Linked DNA regions of Homo sapiens: region 2 is linked to region 1. The links are chromatin contacts, found by Hi-C or POLR2A ChIA-PET in ENCODE. All regions are on one chromosome and are shown on one strand. Each heading gives the region's core, a stretch centred on a gene start or an enhancer-like site at or near the end of the contact. The rest is flanking DNA. Distances are from core to core; before and after follow the strand shown. Region 1 overlaps RAD9B (RAD9 checkpoint clamp component B). Region 2 overlaps PPP1CC (protein phosphatase 1 catalytic subunit gamma).

The links. Hi-C counts contacts between places; a loop is a spot of excess contacts on that map. ChIA-PET counts read pairs that join two places held with the same protein, here RNA polymerase II (POLR2A). Pooled maps may share reads with other maps.
Region 2: a pooled map shows a loop between it and region 1 (3-fold over the local background). The contact joins two enhancer-like sites. A Hi-C loop is called at or near these places in 2 of 50 pooled maps. POLR2A ChIA-PET finds 5 or more read pairs at or near these places in 2 of 52 experiments (GM12878 and activated CD4-positive, alpha-beta T cell).

The regions. Positions count from the first base shown.
Region 1 is chr12:110,530,722-110,533,421 of GRCh38, reverse strand. RAD9B (RAD9 checkpoint clamp component B) reads right to left here. Exons shown (of 11, transcript NM_001286535.2): 11 at 1-2,700. It overlaps PPTC7 (protein phosphatase targeting COQ7), which reads left to right. Exons shown (of 6, transcript NM_139283.2): 6 at 1-177. Among named protein-coding and RNA genes, the nearest start is that of RAD9B, 30 kb to the right of the region's middle. Within about 2 kb of position 1,366, at least 3 of the 41 ENCODE cell types and tissues checked have a DNase peak (open chromatin) inside an H3K27ac peak, as active enhancers do.
Region 2 is chr12:110,726,447-110,729,212 of GRCh38, reverse strand. All of the region lies in intron 3 of PPP1CC (protein phosphatase 1 catalytic subunit gamma), which reads left to right. Among named protein-coding and RNA genes, the nearest start is that of PPP1CC, 15 kb to the left of the region's middle. Within about 2 kb of position 1,277, at least 3 of the 41 ENCODE cell types and tissues checked have a DNase peak (open chromatin) inside an H3K27ac peak, as active enhancers do.

The sequences.
Region 1 (2,700 bases), core at 117-2,616:
TCTGTGTGTATACTAATGAGCTGCTTTTTTTCTGTTGAGACTATCATTATTTGTCTTATTACCCAAGAGGCAATTACCTGAATTTGGATGTCTGAATTATAACTTATGCAGGAATAGTTCTGTAAATACATTTAAATAAACTGTAAAGATATTTAATAAATATAGTATTTATACTAATCTGTGTGCTTCTTTTGGTTTGAATAGTAACTAAATGAGACACCAGCCCTTGACATTGAGTTTGTTGGTCACTATCAGGTCCTCATTTCCAAGCCTCCTAGTCATTCTAGCACTGATTATATGCTGCTACTTTAACTGGCTCCAGCTGCTTCACTACATCAGTTTAGCTTCCTCAGAAATTCATCAAAATGGACGGACAATTAAATGTAAATTATAGAACTTTTTCCCAGCTGAGGCTTTGCACCTTCCGTATAGTATAGAGGGAAGCTACAAAAAAAATCTGCTGTACAGTCAGTCGTGTTGTTTAACAGAGATGTTCTGACAGATGCATCCTTAGCAATTTCATCATTGTGTACTGACACAAGCCTAGATGGTCTAGCCTACTACACATCTGGGCTATATGAATAGCCTGTTGCTCCTAGGCGACAAACCTGTATAACATGTTACTGTACTGAATACTGTAGGCAGTTGTAACACAACAGTAAGCATCTGTATATCTAAACATAGAAATGTTTCAGCAAAACTATGGTATGAAAGACAAAAAAATGGTACACCTGTATAGGGCAGCTCCATTATCTTATGGGACCACCACTGTCTGTGCAGTCCATCGTTGACCAAAACGTTGTTATGCAGCACATGACTGTATTTCAGCTTAGCACTCTGTATCCAAATTCTAAAATCCAAAGTGCCCAGCTAATTTTTGTAGAGATGGGATCTCACCATGTTGCCCAGGCTAGTCTTGAACTGCTGGGCTCAACTGATCCGCCCACCTGGGCCTCCCAAAGTGCTGGGATTACAGGCATGAGCCACTACACCCCGCCAGTATTAACTATAATAATAGTCCAATGCTGCATCCAGGCTATTACTGATGATGATGCCTTTAAGACCTAAACCCCTCTGCCTACTTCAATGAATGAACCAGAAATGTTATCCTCAGCAAAGAGACCTACAGAGTTACTTTTGTGTATAAAAGCTCCCTGTGTAGGCATCTGCATTTGTTAGAAATACCAGAAATTCAGTGTTAATCATCAGTGTAAGCATAAGATACATATATCTTCCCCTACCATGTGATGAAAGGACTTAGTTGAAATTATGTGGGCATTGCCAGTTACCACAAAAAGCTTGGTTAAGGCCCATTTTCATTCACTAAGGAACATCTTGGGATGAACTTGAGTTTTTATTAGGTTATTGTGGGTAGCTATGACTCATTACTAAGCTACAAGAGCCAAATTAATTCTGGTTTCAGTTAGAACTCTATTCACAGTTCTAAAGCATGCAAATCCACTCAGCCACCTTTATGAATTTCTCACAAAGTCTAAAGTACAACTGCTTGCCAGTTAACACTTCCTTACGGTTTGAAGGTTTCAGAAAGATGTAACAATAATATGTTACAAAAGTCTCGTTTGTCAGGTTATAATTGACTGTAAACAGGTTTGGGGGAGGGAGAGGCACACATCATAAGACATTACATAACAATGTTTTGTGCCAGATTTTTTAGTCCATTTGTGCAGGTAAAAAGCTAACTCTTAAAGGGCCAAAGAACAGAGACATTTGTCTTCCACCTTATTCCACTCCAAACTCAGGCTGTCTTGGCAGTGGAGGATACTGTTCTATGTCAGATAATACAGAAATATTTGGCATCACTTCCATTAAATTCTTTCCTGCAGCACACTGCAAAATAAAAAATCACATCTGAAAATCAGAACAATTTGAGGTTAGGAAATAAAATTTTACAATATGTAAAAACACTCCAGGTTGGGCGCAGTGGCTCAAGTCTGTAATCCCAGCACTTTGGGAGGCCGAGGTGGGCAGATCACTTGAGGCCAGGAGTTCAAGACCACCCTGGCCAACATGGCGAAACCCTGTCTCTACAAAATACCAGAAATTAGCCAGGCATGGTGGCACGCACCTGCAATCCCAGCTGCACGGGAGGCTGAGGCAGGAGAATCGCTTGGACCTGGGAGGCAGATGTTGCAGTGAGCAGAGATTGCACCACTGCACTTGAGCCTGAGTGACAAAGTGAGACTCCGTCTAAAAAAGCCAAGTGAAAGTGACTATATATTTTTACTCTTGATCTTTTTTCCAGGGTTTATTCTACTTAAAGTCTTAAAATATAAAAAACAATGCACAAAAAAGGCCATGGTATTACATGAGAAAACTAAAATCCAAATGTTTGCAATCAAATACAAAAGATACCTGACTACAAATCACAAAATTCCATTTCAAGCCATCTTGATGGCACTCTAAATGGCTGTTGAATAAAGTTTAAATACCTTTATAAAACTAGCAAAGATGTTAAAAGCTCTAGGGTGAACGTGCATTGAATTGAAGAACTCTAATGGGCTTTTTTCCTTCACAGAAAACTCTTCTGCCTCACAAGTAGCATAATGGATTTAAAGCAAGTTACATACACTTGACAAACAGCTATTTCTAGATATGGTTGTTGTACAAGATGATGTGGTTTAAAAGCCCATCCTCCATTAAAAGGAAGTCCTGGACAACCTCTTTTAGACACTAAACATG
Region 2 (2,766 bases), core at 28-2,527, 200 kb before region 1:
AAAAAAAAAAAAAAAAAAAAGCTTTGAAAATATCAGTTCAGTAAAGGGTTTCAAGTCAGAAAAGGTTTTGAATCTTTACCTTCACCTTCCTTTTGTGCTCATCATTGCTGCCAGGACGGGTTTCAGGTTTGGAGTGAAGAGGTGGTTAAGGAACTTCAGGTACTTGGCATTTGCTAATATGATTATAGGGATATCAGCAAAGGGTTGTCCCTGTGGCCCTCCCCTAGACCACATCGTAACCTAGAGTCTCCAGATGCAGTGTTTTTCCATCTCAATTCACATAGATATGTTGAGCTAGCACATTTGTTAGAAGTGCATCCTAGAAAGATTATATTCACAAACTGAGCCCTTCTACTACCACCCTTTCCCACAACTGGATGTTTGCTTGGTCTGTGACCTTGAGATCCAGCTGATAAGATGGGGTGGCAGGAATCATCAGGGACAAAAATTCTATGGGTTCTGGACTGACTGATAGCATTGAACTTGTACATGAAAGGTATTCAATATTAACAGTGATTCTGTGTCAGAGAAGTACCAGTAAGCCAGTTACTACTCCTTAGGTAGTGAAATGCAAGGCAGGTGTGATGGGTTTTTTTTGTTTGTTTTTGAGACAGAGCCTTAGGCTGGAGTGCAGAGGTGGGATCATAGCTTACTACCACCTGTAATTTCTGGGTTTAAGCAATCCTTTCACCTCAGCCTCCCTAAGTGCTGGGATTACAGTCATGAGCCACCACACCCAGCCAACACTGTGTTTTGGATACTTATTCCAAGTGTTACTCTTGAGTTTTTTGTTTTTTGTTTTTTTTTTTTTTTTTGAGACGGAGTCTCGCTCTGTCGCCCAGGCTGGAGTGCAGGGCGCGATCTCGCCTCACTGCAAGCTCCGCCTCCTGGGTTCACGCCATTCTCCTGCCTCAGCCTCCCGAGTAGCTGGGACTACAGGCGCCCGCCACTACGCCCGGCTAATTTTTTGTATTTTTAGTAGAGGCGGGGTTTCACTGTGTTAGCCAGGATGGTCTCGATCTCCTGACCTCATGATCCGCCCGCCTCTGCTTCCCAAAGTGCTGGGATTACAGGCGTGAGCCACCGTGCCTGGCCTGCTCTTGAGTTAAAGGATTCCTTTTACATAGCTGTTAGCCCAGCAAATACTTTTCATGTTTGCACTGATGAATTCAAATCCAGTTGACCTCATTTTTGTGACGTGTATCCTAATGTAATGATACTGGCTGCATCAGTTTCGGTTTCTACTTAATGCAGAGGCCTTTAAAAAATGACTTAGAAGATCAGTGTTGGTTGGTATCAGTTTCGACTCCTGTTTGGTCATCAACACAATTTGTAGATCTTATGCTCAAGCTTCCTCTCTCTCATCAGGCAGATATAATTTGCCATCCAGTCTACTTGTGGGCATGAAAGTGCCCTTGACATAGGTGGCTTTTGGTTGAAGGCTTGCAGACATTTAATATATATATAAAATACTTAACTAATTTTATTAAAATGAAAAGTTGTATTCAAATGTTGATTTTCATGGGACAATTTAAAAACCACTGCCTGTTTTCCAGGTACATAAGTACTTTATACTACCATTTCTTTTTTTTTTTTTTTTAACTTTGTAAATGTGATGGAAAGGCTGAGGTATATGTTGTTGGGTAAAACATGAGTGTTTGTTGATCTGTTTCTGCTGCCGTAGCTGTCTGATGTACAGTAATGCGAAACCGCATTACAGGTTATGGCTCAGAATCTTAGGATTTGGAAGCTAGGCGATTACCCTGGCTAAACCTTTCAGGAGCCAGATGTTCCTAGTGGTCTGAGGTAGCCTTAGGGAGGAAATGAAGAGAGAATAGAAAGAGGCAGGCCCACGCTTAAAGTGCTGAGAGGGAAAAGGAGGAAACAAACTGATTTTTGATGGAGAAGCCAGCAGGAATCAGCAGGAGAAGCTGGAGTATGTGGCATAACTAAAGAATCAAAGCCGGGGCGTGGTAGCTCACGCCTGTAATCCCAGCACTTTGGGAGGCCAAGGTGGGTGGATCACTTGAGGTCAGGAGTTCAACCTGATCACAAGAGGTCAGGAGGTCTGACCAACATGGGGAAAACCCATCTCTATTAAAAATACAAAAATTAGCTGTGGTGGTGCACACCTGTAGTCGCGGACACTCAGGAGATTGAGGCAGGAAAATCACTGGAACCTGGGAGACCATGGTTGCAGTGAGCCAAGATTGCGTCGCTTCATTCCCCCTAGGTGATGCAGTGAGACCCCACCTCAAAAAAAGTATCCAGAAGTGAAGCTGACCTTGGGGAAAGAGGAAGTCACTGTCACTGGGGAGCTAAGACAGCAGCTCTGTTTTTATAATACAGGTTAAGTATTCCTTACCGGGAATGCTTGGCACTAGAAGTGTTGCAGGTTTTTTGTTTTTGTTTTTAATTTTGGAATATTTGTGTTATAATTACTGGTTAAACATCCCTAATCCAAAAATCTGAAATCCAGAATGCTCCAGTGAGCATTTCCTTTGAGCATCATGTGAGTGCTCAAAAAGTTCCAAATTTTGGAGCATCTTGGATTAAGGATACTCATCCTGTGGTGGTAGTAGTAGTAGTATTGCTGTTGGAAATGGGAGTTGGTGGTTTTTGGAGATTGCCCTTCAGCCTTTCGTAAGAAGGAGTTTGCTTTTTTTTGAGACGGAGTTTCACTCTTGTTGCCCATGCTGGAGTGCAATGGTGCGATCTTGGCTTACTGCAACCTCTGCCTCCCAGGTTCAAGCAATTTTCCTTCCT